Regions from separate parts of the Homo sapiens genome. Here region 1 is linked to region 2. A link is a loop called in an ENCODE intact Hi-C map of the cell type or tissue named here. Cell type or tissue: endothelial cell of umbilical vein. All regions are shown on one strand. Links, peaks and the distances in the headings refer to the core of each region. The heading gives the core; the rest is flanking DNA.

Region 1 (4,000 bases), core at 1-4,000, 65 kb before region 2:
AGAATGTTCACTATTAGCTACTGAAATATGTAATTTATTCTATCTACATATAAGGGTTACATTTTCATAGCTGAGTTTTAAGAAAATGGCCACTGCTTTCAAAACAAGATTTGTATTTTTAAATCCTGTATTAGAAATGACCAAAATGTCCCTTTGTTTCGCCCATCCCATTTTTCCTTCCTTTCTTCTTTCCTTCTAATATTTATTAAACAGCACATAAGTATCAGATTGTACAATCACTGTTTAGGATAAACACTTGTTCCTAGTTTAATGTACATATGAAAGATTGAGTTTTCACACATAAGTTTCTCTGTCATTAGCAGAGGAGAAGATACCAGCATGGTCAGATCAATTAGGACTTCTTGGTGGCAAACCAATGAGCAAGTGCTGTTTTTCACAAATGAACAAAAGATATTGCTTAATTCCTCAGTTCGTAATTTGTAGTGATCTAATTCTGTATTTCATTGGACCTAAAACTAAATTGATATTCCATTAAAATGGAATATTAAAAAAGGGAGCAGTATTTCAGAAAAAAATAAAATTAAAATGCATTTTTGTAAATATAAGATTTATCAGTTGCCCTAAATGCTGAATTGAAGTTATAATCTTTGTCTAAATATAAATTGAAGTTAAGATGAAGGTGAAAATGTTTAAAATATTTATTAATTTTGTCATTAATAATAAAAAGAGCACCTTGGATTTATTGGCACAGTGAAAGTTAAACTTGGAAAAGTCAATTTGCATAGGTAATGTTAAATTTAAAATTTTATTTCATTAAAAATATAATGGTCAAAGTTTTGGTAAATAAATATGCAAAGCTTAGTAAGATCATTTAGATGGCACACAAAAAAATAATGTATTTTACAAGGAGACATAAAAATATAAATTAAAATCTGTCTGATTTTTAAGTATCATGCAGCAACGTATCAAAAATCAATTTGATCTATCTAGCACTAGATGTAAAAAAGAAGCTATCCCAGATTTTGCTGATACAAAAGTAACTATTATCACACAATTACATAGAATTACATAGAAATATATACAGTTAAGAGAAGAAAGTAAAAGTCACAAAGTGATAACCACCTGTAACTGATCTAGTCTGTTTCTTTAATGTGATAACTTTCAGATATATGGTATCTTTTTTGCATGTAGCTATCTTTGATTGCATGAGCGGTTTCACCAATGCTATTGAATGAACTTGTTATGAACTTTGCATGACTCATTTTAAAAATCTGCCTAATTTCAACAATTTTTGGGTAGCCCACCTAGCTTGCTGATGGGAAGAATAGGGCACTGACCCTGACATTTACCCCGTGTGACAGACTGACTCTTGGTCTGCCCTGCAAGGTTTCCCATATCCTTCTTCTGGTAATAGACACAGATTCTTGTTTACAGAGCCTGTGATCCAATGTAACTGATTTTTGTTGTCTATTACAGCAAACTTGAAAGATCCCTTTAGAATTTTTATACCAGTCTGTACAAATGACTGTTTTATAAATCTAGCAAATAAGATCAGAAAACTCACCATGAGGAAGGGGAAAATCTGATCCTGGGTTGTTATTTTGCAGAGCAAGTTCAAGGCAGAGGCTGACCCAGCCTCCGTGGGACCTTGAGCAGGCAGAGGGGAAATGACTGTGTAGAGCTTAAACAAAAAGAGCTGAGAAGCCAGAGAACTGAATGTTGGCAGAGAACTGACCTACTGTAGTGTGGAACAAATGTAATGGGGCTTAATATGGTGAAATGACATGTTCCCTTTCTCCCCACGTACCTTGAAAAACTACTACAAGAATAGCAGATCATCAGACCAAGTATTGGTGACTGCCTTGATAAGTATGGAGTTAGAAGATGTCTACCTCTGACTTCAGGAATGCTTATTTTCCATAATGACACTATGAGGTAGCAGAAGCACTGGAGAGCTCTCCAGGGAATGAATCAGACTTCTAATTTCCTCTCTGCAGGGTTAGAATAACTAGAGTTGATTATTTGGCCTAAGTACAAAGCTTTTGGGAACAAGGGTCAATATTGGACTTAGCAATAGAGCAACAGGGACCCTAGGGACAGAAGAATAATATATGTGTGGCCCACAGGATGAAGACTTGGGGTCATATGATTTGACTGTTAAAAGAAGTTTGACCTCATTTTGGAAACAAGCCACACTGTTTAACTCAATTTACAAATTTCAAGTTCAGTAAAATTTAATTTTACATTTTTTATTTGGTGCTATCCTATTTTTTCTGAAAATAACTTGGTCTCAATAATCTTGAAGACCTATATTATTGAAGAACATTTTTCACTCTATTTCATATAATTTGTTGTAGAAGAGTCAAGAGGCCAGTGAAAAAATGGAAATAAATTTTAAAAATTATCTATGTGATCTATTTATTCATTAATACATAATTGTTAAGCACCTATTAGGTGCCAAGCTATCTCTTAGGGGTTGAGGCCATAGTGGTGAGCAAGTGAACAAACAGGCAATATCCCTGATCCCATATCAATGTAAATATAATTTAAGAGGCATAATTAAAGTAACATACTTTTGCTTGGGTCAATTTAAATCAGAAAGAAAGAGTTAAGAGAGTGAGAGCCAGAGAGAAGAAAGACAAAGAGATCAATCTGGAAGTTTGAAATATTCCTACTTCCACTCCAATGCAAACAAATGATGAAAGAAATCAAAATGTTAGTCTCTCATTGGAACACATTTCATTAATTTATTCAGTTCATTCACAAGCATTCATTAAGCATCTATTATGCATTGTCATTGTCATGCAAACACTTTTTAAAAAGCAAGTAATATATTGTTTTTCTATAGTTTAAACTGATTTCATAAAATATAGTCTAAGGCATAACAAATGATTGTATAAGGAATTAAGTAAAAAAGAATACCCTTAAATAGGTTAATATTAATAGTAATGTAAATTTTTATTTTAGCAATTGTGTATTTACACCATTATAAATTTCTACAACTATTAGTTCTACTCTTTGAAGAGAACCTAGTCTGAGCTGACGTTTGTTCTATGTCTGCAAAGATTCAAAGCCTTCCCAGGTTTTATCTAAGTAACTTTGTTTTATGTTCTATTTATACTTCATAAATCCATTATAAGCCCATCTAGAAAAGCAATTATTTCCAGGCATCAACTAATTTACTGGACTTCTTCTCAATGGATATGTGGTTTCTACTTTAGACAACCAATCTCCATAGCAAATCAGGTGGATTTAGTTTCTGCATCCCTGTTTATACATAAGCTAAATTAAGAGTGTTACCATCACAGACATAGCTACTGGCCAAATAGAAGGTGCAAGACTTGGAAGACACAATCACACGGGCAATTAGTGGAAGCCATATCCAGAGCATAGGTCCCCTGTATTTTGCTCCAAGGCTTTTTTCCTATGTAAGGCTACTATTGAATGGCTCTGTAATTCAATAGTGTAATGGAAAGTGGACAAGGCGAACATTTAGGATATATTCTTTAGCCATTTATTTTTTATGCAAGTCGCTTAATCTCAAGGAATTTGAAGTTGCACATCTATAATATGAAAATAATAATGCCTAACCTAGTCTCACATGAGTTCAAAAGGGGGAAATTTATGTGAAAGGTATAAAGGTATTGTCATTTACATCCACCAAACATTATTGGTAAATGTGAAGCCTTGGTGTATAAATGTTATGCTCTGTTATGCTAGCATTCTAAACTTCTGAGAAATACACAGTTGCTGAAGATCAGTTACTTAATTCTTTGCATGTCAACTACTTATTAATGTTTATGTATATCTACATGAGAAAGCACAGAAGAACTTTGTATTTGTATTGTGAGGAAAAAAGAAAAGGGCATCTCCACCTCATGAGGTACAGGTATTACTATTATAGCTTCCAGATGGTCAATCAGCCTGCACCTAGGGAGAAAATAACAAGTAGGCCTCACTTCCCAGTCTTTTCGTCAGTGCCGCCTCCATACAACAGTAGTAAGACATAGCTCCTGCTTGGAGGACTGCTTATAGCTGC
Region 2 (11,962 bases), core at 4,217-8,216:
GGTATCTGCTATTATGATTGATCACAGATTAAATAACTTCTTAGGACACAAGGCTATATTTCTATATTTATTAGACAGAGTCCTATGATAATAACTTATACTACACTGATGTTTTACTTTTTTCCTTTCCCCTACTGGAAATGTACGATCTATGGAATTCTACATATTTATCTGCATCCTTTGAGGCTGGATGTGGGTAAGGACTCATGTTTCAAGCTGTTAAGTAATGTCTGGTTTCTTGAGTAATTATTTGTGTAGAGTTGAATTACCTAAAGAGCAGTCTGGCCTTTGCCCTCACCTACTGGGATGACCTCTGGGCCTCTGGAATGTCTTTACTTGTCTGGGGGCTTTGCTGCTAGACAGTCAAATAATGGAACTTATAATGGGGACTTTGGGTCACATATTAGGTTGGTGCAAAAGTTATTTTGGCAATTACTTTTATCAGTAACTGATGCAATTACAACAGCATCAGTTCCAACCTCTGGAAAAACTAACGATTATCCTGACCTCCAGGAGGGGCTGGAGAATAAAGGTCAGCCACAGGGGCAATATGTGATTCAGCTCCAATAAAAATTCTGAATACCAAAGGCTTCCCTGGTTGGCAATCCTCTGTATGTATTGTCACACTTTGTGGCAGAGAGGAGGTAACACCATCCTTGACTCCAGGGAGCAAAGGATGAACGGAAGCTCCGTATTTAGACCCTTCCTGGACTCGGTGCTATATGTTTCCCCTTGGCTAATTTTAATTTATATTCTGTTACTATGATAAAACTAATTATAGACAGCACTTTTCTGAATTTCGTGAGCTTTCTAGCAAATTATTGAACCTCAGGGTACTTGTGGGACCCCTAAATTTGTAGCCAACTGGTGTCTGAAGTGAGGGCAGTCTGGTGGGGACTGTGCTCTCTGGCTGTGCAGTTTTTTTAACTTCTGGATGTTATGGGTACAGGGCCTACCACATGCCAAGACGACAAAAGCTGAGCATACGAATATCTTTAAACTAGGGGTGCAAATTATGGTACTACATTTTATTACCTCATAACTTCTGATAATATTTCCAGCACAACATACATCACCTGCCTGTCTCCCATCATAGAGGTAATAGTTATGGTGTTGTGAGAGGAACCTGCTGAAATGGGGAGTTTTTTGTTGTTGTTCTATGTGCCTGAGTAAAGTGCCCCTTGTAAAGGTAAGCCTGATTTACTAATGAACATTTTGAGAAGGACTTGATATATTGCTTGCATTCTGTCTACCTTTTAACTTCAGAAGTCACTTGATCACAAAGTTTTGGGCCTTTATTGGGCCTTAATTCCCCTTGATTTATCTTAATTTTTTCATTTCATTTTAATTTTTTTGAGACAGGGTGTCACTCTGTTACCCAGGTTGGAGCGCAGTGGTGCTATCATAGCTGTCTGCAGTGTTGATTTCCTGGGCTCAAGCGATTCTCCTGCCTCAACCGCCTGAGTAGCTGAGATTACAGGTGTGTGCCACTATTCTTGGCTAATTTTTAAAAATTTCCATAATGCTGAGGGTTCACTATGTTGCTTCGGCTGGTCTCAAACTCCTAGACTCAAGCGATCCTCATGCCTTAGCCTCTCCAGGTGATGAGATTGCAGGTGCGAGCCACCGCATCCAGCCACTTGATCTTAGTACCCAAAGAACAATGACAAACGCAAGGGCATCTGGGCACTTGTAGGGAGTGGTAATAATATCCTACTGCTTTATTGTTTACTGAGGGCTTTCAGGATATTTGTGTGTAGTGGGGTAGTGGGGGTTAGTAGAAGGGGGACCCATTATAATTCCAGGTGTGAAACTTAAAAGCTGAGTGATTATGAGAAAGTCTTGTTTAATATCTCTAAGTTTAAGCTTTCCAACTGCAACTGTAAAATTAAAAAAATGAAACCTTTGTGGCCTACCACACTGGATTGCTTTATCAAAAAAAAAAAAAAATACTTATGCTCGAACCCTGAAAGATCAACTTAGAATTGCCAAAGCTGGGAAAAGAAGGATCCTTTATCTTAAAGTTGTTCTATTTCAGAATTCAACTCTAAACTTATGGGAAATAATGCAGAGATTTGAATCAAAAGCTAAAACTATTTCTACTAATTTTTTTTGCTTTGTACATTCATTGTCTTTTTCCATAAAGTGTGTTTCACATTATAAAAATCAACAAAGGTTATTGAAAAACATTTTCATTATTCTATATAGTACTGAAAATGAACATGACACTGTACAATAGTTTATATATTCCATTTCCTTTCTCTTTATAGCCTATTTCATTTTCTCTCAAACTGTTATTATTATCATGACACCCAAATTTGAGATATGCAGCTCCCTCAGGAAGTCAGGTATACATGTTCTCTATAAGCAAATAAATCAGACAGTGGGAGGGCTACCTGGGTAATGTTAACAATACTCCCCACAGGACACTGCAAGTCATATTTGTGATATTTGTCAGAGCATCAGGGCCACATTCAAAAATCCTAACTTTAACAGGGAACACTTGGTGCTGTTACTTCTATGGAAAACCACTGATAACTCACTAAAGACAAAGTAAGAGCTAGCTTGCCTCTCTCTGTCTCTCTCTCTCTATCTATCTCCCTATCTCTACCTCTCCTAAAAGGCTTAAACAAATAGAAATGAACTAGAAACGTATAGTAACTAAAAACAATTTCCTGGCTCTGGTGGAACACTTTAGGCTAAGATCTATGCTTATGAACATTATAATCCTGTAGCTATCTCATTTATGCAACATTAAATTCATTTTTTATGAAAGCAGGACAAGGTGACCTTCTTGAAGGTAAGAACTCTCAAGTAAAATTCATACTATTTAAAGGAAGGTGGACAGGACAACTGGAGGTCTTTTTAATTATATGAACAACCAAGATTTAAAAATATCTTATGCTATGTTTAGCAATGCTTAGCCCATTTTATGCGATTTGTAAAAATTCTTGATGATAGACACTGATATATAAATATATACTTATAATAACTTAATATTTTGTCGATGCCTTTAGTAATGGTATAGGTGAGGCAATACCTATCAAGTCTTGGTAGTCCCAGTAACTCGCTTTCTCTCCTTGAAAACTTTTCTGATAAAAGAAACGGTGGCAATGTTTAGAAGTTGCATTTTAACACTGTCCCTCTTTCTTGTTTCTGTCTGTGGTTAACAAAGCATATTAAAATGATGTTTATTATTCTGTCTCCTCTGTAAGGCTAATATGCTTCTCAGAGTTAAGGGATGTGCTTTACTGCAACAATCCTCAGTATCTAGAATAGTGTATTTAATGTAGCAGGAACTCAATATATATTCATTAATTGAACTAACAATTACCCCAGTCTAAACCCTTCCAATGTGAACTTTGGAGGTGCCATTTCTCGGTAAACAAGCTTAGCTATATTTTATCCTTATTTCAGAATACTAGATACAACTGTTTGTATTAATTAAACCTGGGTCTGAATTACAGACTGCTACTTTATTAGGGACCCATATACTAGAAGGTTTAATTGCAGTTAGTGTATACCTAGTTGTCCATTATTGCTTCCAAACCATTATTCCTCCATGCTTATGTGAAAATACTCCTGTTATGAATTTATATAGATTAAATAATAAAATACTCTGCCTTCTCTCACCTATTGCCCTGCCACTCAATGGTCTCCTGGTCATTTTCCACACTAAAGCAAAGGCTTTGGCCCATGGTACTCAGTCTTCTCTTCCTGTCTATCTCTTGTTCCACCTATCATACTCTTTTACTTCAGTATCTATTGTGATGACTTATCCAACATTTTAATCTTAGAATTTATGGGATTACTCAAATCAAGTTAACTTCAATTACACATTCCATTAACCATTCATACCCATGGACACCATTCTAACTTGTTGTCATCTGGAATGATGCCACCTCTGAAGTTTCAAACTCCTATACTTCGTTTTTTAATTACAACCTCTGAGTCTTTTGTTGCCGCTATTCTTACTCCCTTTTCCATCTCATAATCACCCAACCAGGGCTGTGTCTTGATATTTCTTCTCCAAGGTTCCTGTATTATTAAAGATTTCCTGAAGCCTCTGATGCAATGCATATGCTTATAATTTCTGCAACCGTATTCTGTTAACTGAATTTCAGATTCAGTTAACAGATTTCAACTGGGCACTGTACTCAGCTCCTCCAAAGATACTTTACATTTGATTGAATCCAGTTCCAAATCTATTCCTCAATTTATAGTTTCTGGTTTTGGATACCGACACCACAACTCTCCTGTTGTCAAAGTCAGAAACCTGATATATATATATTTGGACAATTCCTCTCACCATCAGCACCCAAAGACTCAACAAGTTCTGTCTACATTAACTCAAAAAAATCTGGAATTCACTCTTTCATCTCACTAGAACTTCATAATTTCACTTCTAAATTCTTCATTGGTATAGCTTCATCAAATATCGTTTTTCTGTCTCCAACTTATTACATGTAATCAATGACAGTGAACCATGTTTATGTCATGGAATGCATAGAAAAAGAAATTTTCACTTCATTGCACTGGGGTAATGGGACAAGGTTCTTTGATGGGAGAGGCTTCTAAGCCTAATCTCGAGCCATCCTTAGGCCATTCCCAACAACTCTAAGTGCTGACAAGATTAATGTTTCAGTCTACCAATAGCCTGTTAGTGCAACACTAATGCGAAACAGCAGTCCAGCGGAAACATCTGCGAAGTTTAGTGCGATGTTTTTCAGCTGGAAGTGTAGCTTTGTTACCCTTCTGGTCAATTATTCATAACCTAGCACACAAACTCCTTAGTATGACATTCAGAGCCTTCATGACATGGTTCTTACCTCTATGTAGGACCTTTCTCCCTGCCTCTGATCTACAAACGCTATAAACCAACTGCAGTTCCCTAAATGCATGCTGATTTTCGACACTTGTATGTCTTTCCTCCTAATGTTTTCACTACTTGAAGTATTCTTTTCTTGGCTGTCTTGTTCCCACTTTCCAAGATTTAGTTCTGCAATACTCATCTTCGCAAGTTTTTTTCAGATTTCCTGCAAGCCCCTCTTCCAGGTTCTAGAGAACTCTGTGCTTAATTCAAGAAAAGTACTTGTTACACCTTATTTTAATTGGCTTGTGCCTGTTTTTTTCACCTTTGCTTAGGGGGGCTAATTAAAAGCAGGTGTTGCCTTTGTAATACGCTCAGAATCTCACACAGATTCTGACAACACATGACTTCAAAATGAACAAATACATCGATGAATGAATGAACAAAAATCAATATAGTTTATCTTTTCCAAAGTAAACTGAAATATAAATTTTACTTTTTCACTTATTTAAGGAGTTGCGTCACTTCATTTGGACTTCCATTCAGCAAATGTTGATAATTTATTGTGTCCTAGACATTGTGACAGACCCTGGAAGGCTCACAGGAGTGAGGTATTATTCTGTACTTCAAAGCATTCACCAAGTGAAATGCAAACCAAATATTTAAGCAAATCCTGCATCACACAACATATAATACAATCTCTCCCTCAATCCTGTCTCTTTCCCTTTTGCTGAAAAATATTTATTTCCGGTATTTAAAAGTTGCAAACAAATAAATTAAAACATTTACATTCCTTGATTACTAAAGCCCTTGAAAAAGTATTTCAAAGCTTCCCCTTTCCATGTACTTGCCCCTTTCATCTTTACATTTGATCTTCTGCCTTCACCAATGGACTGATGCCACTCTTTTTATCAGTGATGCTCTCCCTAATGGCAAAGTTAAGAATATATAACTCAACACTTTGGCAATGTTTGGCACTTTTGAGCCCCTGTGGAGCTGAAACTCAAACCTCTGGACTGATGCGAATGTCTCTGGGTTAAAAGAACAGGCTCTGCCAGCCTGGAGCACAGACTTCAGAGGCGGGGCTTCAGTTGGCTGGCTCTGATGTCTTTGATGTGGGATGTGAAAAAATCAGTTCTGCAAGCGTTGCAAAAGCCGTGGGTTGTATTAAGGTGAAGCTGTGGGAAGGAACTGCTGCTCCCTAGGAAGACGCTGACAAGAGCCACAAACAGACAGGAAGCTAAAGGAAGCAAGCAGTAAGGAACAAGTTTCTTTTTTCTCCTTAAATTTTCCAGTCTCCCTCTAGTGCCCCCTATTGGCAAAGCCTAACTTAGAGCCCGGTGACAAAGGAGAAACGTTGCAGAGCCCCCAACCGGTTTACCAAACTGAATAGAAAAGAGCTGAGAAACAATAATGTATTGAGTAACATATCCAGATTCTGTCTTCAAATATTTTCTACTTTATTTCAAGGTTTTTATGTGTTCCCCTGGTTTCAACTATCAACGCAGTGGCTGACTCCCAGATCTTATACTCCATTCTTACTCCTTATCCCAAACTCTACCTCTGCAAGGTGAATTACTGGGTACATATTTCCACTTAAATAGTCTCTACTGGCCGGGCGCGGTGGTTCACGCCTGTAATCCCAGCACTTTGGGAGGCCGAGGCAGGCGATCAAGAGGTCAAGAGATCGAGACCATCCTGGTCAACATGGTGAAACCCCGTCTCTACTAAAAATACAAAAATTAGCTGGGCGTGGTGGTGCGCACCTGTAATTCCAGGTACTCGGGACGCTGAGGCAGAAGAATCGCTTGAGCCCGGTGGGGCGGGGGTTGCAGTGAGCCGAGATCGCGCCACTGCACTCCAGCCTGGCAACAGAGCAAGACTCCATCTTAAAAAAAAAAAAAAAAAAAAAAAAAAAAAAAAGGATCTACTATGTTAAAAACAGGTCATCTTTTAAGAAAATTCAGTCGTCAAAAGTTCTTTGTACTGAAAATGCCAGCAAAGCTGTTACCAGTCAACCAGGATGGCACCACCTCTTACCTTCTAATGTTTTCTTCACATGACACACGATTTGGCATTGGGCTCTGTGGGGTCTACATCCGCATTCCTATTCCATCAGTGCCTCATCACTTCTCTGACGACCAAATCACTTTTTTGTGACTTTTATCTGCAACTAGTGCCTACATTTCATTTCAGTTCATCCTGTATGATGCTCTCTAATTGATCTTGCTATACAGCTCATCTCTGAGCACATTACACTCCACAAAAAGTTTTCATGTCTCCCCCTGCAAATTAAGTGTAAACTTTTCACTGAGTCCTCACAATATATTCTTTACCTGTATTCTCAGCCTTATCTCTTATTGTGTATCACATTACTAATATAAAAGCACACTTAGATGGAAATTCCTAAATAACCATTTTTGTATAGTTTCCTAATCATTTTTATAGGACATATTTTTAATGTTGAATAGTAGTAGATCATAGCATATATTCTTTTAGGAGGTTTTGAAAACATTGCAAAATTTCCATCTGGAAGGAATGGACAAATTCACATTTCCAATGCGGCTATTGTAACTCTGGATATTAGCATAATTTCCTCTTTTCCTATATTAAGGTATATCATTGTTGTATTAATTCAAGTCCTGAGATTATCAGAAATATTTATCAATTTAATATACATATTTGCTCTTATGAACTGAATTTTCATAGTTTCTGGAATATTTTGTATTGCTTTTTCATTTATAGACACTCAATAAATTAAAGATATTAGGTGCCACATATTTTGCAACTATTTTTCTTTTTCCAATGAGTCATCTGCCTTTTAACTTTGTTTTTAAGTTTGCTTTCCTGTCACATAATTTTTCTTTTTTATTAGGCATTATCTTCATCTTAACTTATGCAGTAAATTATAACTGCATTTGCCTTTCTTGTCTCTGCTTTATTGATATGCCTAGTAACTCGTTCACAAGCCAAGATAATTTACATAGTCATTGATTATTTTAGTAATATAATGACTTCATTATCTTATTATTATTACTGTTATTATTAACTTTACAAGTAGGAAATAAAGACGTTATTATTTCCACTCTCGTTCTCTGAACCAGCAGTCTCAGTGATTCTTAACCCAGTAGCCTCAGTCAATCTTTTCAAACATAAGTCAGGACTTACCACTCCTCTGCTCAAAACCTGAAATATTTCTCCATTTCATTCTAAGTAAATGTCAAATTCCTTAAAAGGGTTCACATTATCTCTCTAGCCTCACCTATCATCCTCCTCATTGCTCCCTCTGCCCTACATTAGTTGGTGGCCTTACTGTTTCTTGAACATATAGGCATGCTGCCAACTGAATAGTTTGTCTCTGGAATGTTCTTCTCTCAAATGTCTATAAGACTAACTATGATAGCTCTTTTAAGACTCTATCCAACGTGGATTTTCAATGAGGTCTATGTAAGAGTTAGGGGAAGCTAACTTCTTGAACAAATAACCTCAAAATCCCAGTGGCTTCAGAGTTGACACTAATGTGAAGGACACAAATAGAGATCTCCCTGAGCATGACAAAGGAAAACAAAAGATTTTTAATTATATAGAAAACAGAAAACAAAATATAGTCCAGGAATAGTGGTATCAAATTTTAAAAGTCAAAGCAAATGCAATGTAAATAATAGTGAAAGACAAAAATAGAACAAAAGTTTCCCAAACTCGAACTAAAAAACCCTGAGTTCAAGATTAAATATTTCATATTTATTTGAGCAAAATGAAAAATTATTAATTTAAAATATACAAAGGCAACTTTTTGATATTGTAAATGAACAAAAATAGGAATGAAAGGTTATCTTTAAAGGCAATAAAAAAATACCTTCAGGGTTTCTCTCAACCAAACAAAATACCAATAAACGAATGAGCAAAATCTGTAGTTTTTGAAAAGAAATAATAATGACAACAATAGAACTGTTAATGTGATGTCCACTTATTTTGTACCAAAAACTGTTTTAAGTGCTCATGTTTACATGTTTAATTCTCACTAGAAGTCTCGAAGGCACATCTTGTAATTATTTTCTTTTACAGTTAAGGACTGAGATTGTGACATTAAAAAATTTATATACCACCATTTGTTGTTCATGAGTAAAGACAACTTGGAAAATGTATAAACTCAATTGCCTACTGGAAAGAAATCCCAAAATGTGTGGCTTGATCAACTAAGAGATGTATTGATATTAAAATCACTGAAGTGGGAGAGGTTATAGTTAAAAGAATTCTTAACAAATATGAAAATCCATTTACTATGTAGAATATTATAAAAATAATTATTGAAGATATGGTTACAAAATTAAATGCAAAAGACTAAACACTTTCTGAAAGTGGAAATTTACATGGTAAAAACAATAACAGCATGTTAATGATAAGAAAGCCATAATTCTTAGCACAATTAATTATGACCAGGAAACAAGGAGGGAGAAAGGATAACAGAAGAAAAGGGGCCAAATTGTTCATATTGTTGGAGTAAGGTAAAAGTTTTGATTTATGACTTTGATAATTAATACAAAATAGATTTAAGAATACCTTTAATTATTTTAAGCAAAAATATAACTAAAAGTGGAATGTCTCCATTTTCTATTAACAGCAATAAAATTAAATGACAATAGTATACATACCAAAAAATAACAATGACAAAAGCAGAAAGCTATCACAGAAACTATTAAAATGACAGAAGCAAGAACCAATAAAACTATCATACAAATGAATCACTAAATAAGAGTGGGTTGAAAAAGCAAAATCACTCTAAATATTATTATATAAAGCTTACAGAAGGCACATCTAAAAAATAAGTCAGAAGAGTCAATAATAGAATGCAAAATTAAAGTACTGTAATACACAGAAAAGCAGGAGTTAATAGTATTAACTTTAAAATATTACAAAAGAAAGCTGCCATTTTATAAAAAATTACAATCCAAAAGATCATTTAATAATTATAGCCTATTATATTCACTGAATATTAAGACCTGCAAATATATAAAGCAAAGCCCACAGAAATAAAACAAGTAGGAAATTCAACACACCATGAATAGTCTATGACAGATCAAGTAGACTGAAATATAAGAACTTTGAATATGTGGAATTTTAGTTAACAGATTAATTATTTCATTGACTTATTTGCTCAGAAATTCTCTATGGAGCAAAAGTTGGAGACCTCATACCAATTACTTATTTATTTGAGATACGTGTTCACTCTGTCACTCAGGCTGAAATGCAGTGGCACAATCACAGCTCACTGCAGCCTCAACCTCCCGGGCTCAGGTGATCCTCCCACCTCAGCTTCCCAAATAGCTGGGACTATAGGCCCATGCCACCACACCCAGGTAATTTTTGTACTTTTTGTAGTGACAGGGTTTCACTATGTTGCCAGGCTGGTCTCCAACTCCTGGGCTCAAGTGATCTGCCCACTTTGGCCTTCTAAAGTGTTGGGATTGCAGGCATGCCTCACAGTACCTGGCCCCCAGCCATGCAAATTAAAGAGACTGTTTAACATAAATTTAAACAACAGCTGACACCCTCCACTTTCAACCTGGGGAGATAAAAAAAGTTTTTTAAATAATGATTTATGTCAGCTATTTATTTATTAATTGCATCCCCCACCCCCCAAAAAGGACTCAAGGCAGCTACATTCCCTAAATTGTAACTGGGTCAATGTGCAACTAAAAACATTAAATGCGATCACTATATATTTAAATTGCCTAAATTGCATTCAGAGAATACTTGATCATTTGAAAAATTTGTTTTTAATTACTAAATGAGAAATAATGAACCAAAGTAGACAACTCAAGTTGCTTTAAAGAAAGAATAACTTATGAAAGTCAATCAAAGGAAATAATAAAGAAAAAAGCTAAAATTAATCAATTAAAAAACAAAAAAGAATATTTATAAATAAGAATTCAGAGTATGTGGAAAAACAAAATATAAAAATTTATCAAGGCTAATCAAGTAAAAAAAGAAAAGGCTAATGCACAAGAAAAGAAGTATGACTACATAAGCAGAAGAAGTAAAAAATTGTATTTCATATACCTTAATGATAATTAATCATAAATCTTGTTAAAATAATTTTTTTCTAGAAAAATATAGCTTTTCAACATTGACTCAAAAGGAATTAGTAAACACTGATCACACAAAACGGAAAAAAAAGAATATATTGTTAAATTTTTTCTTCAGAAAAGAGCCAAGCTCCAGTAATATCTGTTAGGAGCAATTCACCATGAATTCACCATACACTTCTTGTAACAGCTTCTATCTAGAACTCTCTTTTCAATGATGTTTGTATAGCAAAGGTAATGTCTTCCTCCAAGGTAAAAGTTGGGTAAGTTTGCTAGAAGCCCCCTGATAAAATTGGGAGATTCCTACATTAAGGATTTGTCAGCTGTGATAAAAACCTCTGATATATGTAGCATCCACATGGACCACTTTCATATCACCCTTTGAGTCTTGAAGCCAAAGGAAACAGTTCATGCTGCCTGTTGTGTAGTAATAAAGTCCTTTGTCTCTCAGGCTGGAGTTTCATGTCTTCTGCTAGCATCTGTGAAACTATGGCAGGCTAACCAGTTAACTTGCCAGGGTAAAATCTCAGACCCTTCACATATCTTGATAGTATCGTGAGAGAATGTATCAAACCTTTAAGGAACTGAAATGCCCCATGCAATTTAACATAGAAAAAGAACTAAATAAACCTTCCTATTTCATTTTAAAAACTGTAGTAAATCTCTGTTCCAATATCTTTAAAAAAGTACAAAATAGAATTATAGACCAATAGATATTCTAAATTAAATGTTTGTAAATTAAATCTAGTAATGTACTAAAAATTTAATAAACCATAGCCAATTAACGTATATTTAAAAATGCAATTTGATATTTGAAAACATAATTATTTTAGTTGATCAAGAGAAAAATCTACATATTTTTGCTGTTACTCCACAGTGGGGTAAGGCATTGCAAAAGTGATAATATGATTTTCTCAGGGAACATTCATTTTCCAGTGGGAATGGAAAATGAATGTTCCCTGAGAAAATCATAATATCTAAAGTATGTTCATTGGGTATTAGCACAACTATATAAGAAAAATACTAATTTTTAGAAAAATTGAACTATAGCCAAATAATTGCAATA

Evidence for each region. Peaks named below come from ENCODE experiments on the same cell type or tissue, not always from the same donor. Only the 100,000 strongest peaks of a DNase experiment are listed, where the experiment ranks them.
Region 1: a loop joins it to region 2, with 2.9 times the contacts of the local background. A loop is called at or near these places in 1 of 110 quality-filtered maps.

What each region holds. Positions count from the first base shown.
Region 1 is chr18:33,134,502-33,138,501 of GRCh38, forward strand. All of the region lies in intron 20 of CCDC178 (coiled-coil domain containing 178), which reads right to left. Among named protein-coding and RNA genes, the nearest start is that of CCDC178, 300 kb to the right of the region's middle. In endothelial cell of umbilical vein, for the core only: no CTCF peak of the experiment used is centred there; a DNase peak (open chromatin) is centred at 1,790; H3K27ac peaks cover 1,226 bases.
Region 2 is chr18:33,195,691-33,207,652 of GRCh38, forward strand. The region is part of intron 20 of CCDC178 (coiled-coil domain containing 178); the gene reads right to left. Among named protein-coding and RNA genes, the nearest start is that of CCDC178, 240 kb to the right of the region's middle. In endothelial cell of umbilical vein, for the core only: a CTCF peak has its summit at 6,114 (motif pointing left); a DNase peak (open chromatin) is centred at 6,081; H3K4me3 peaks cover 205 bases.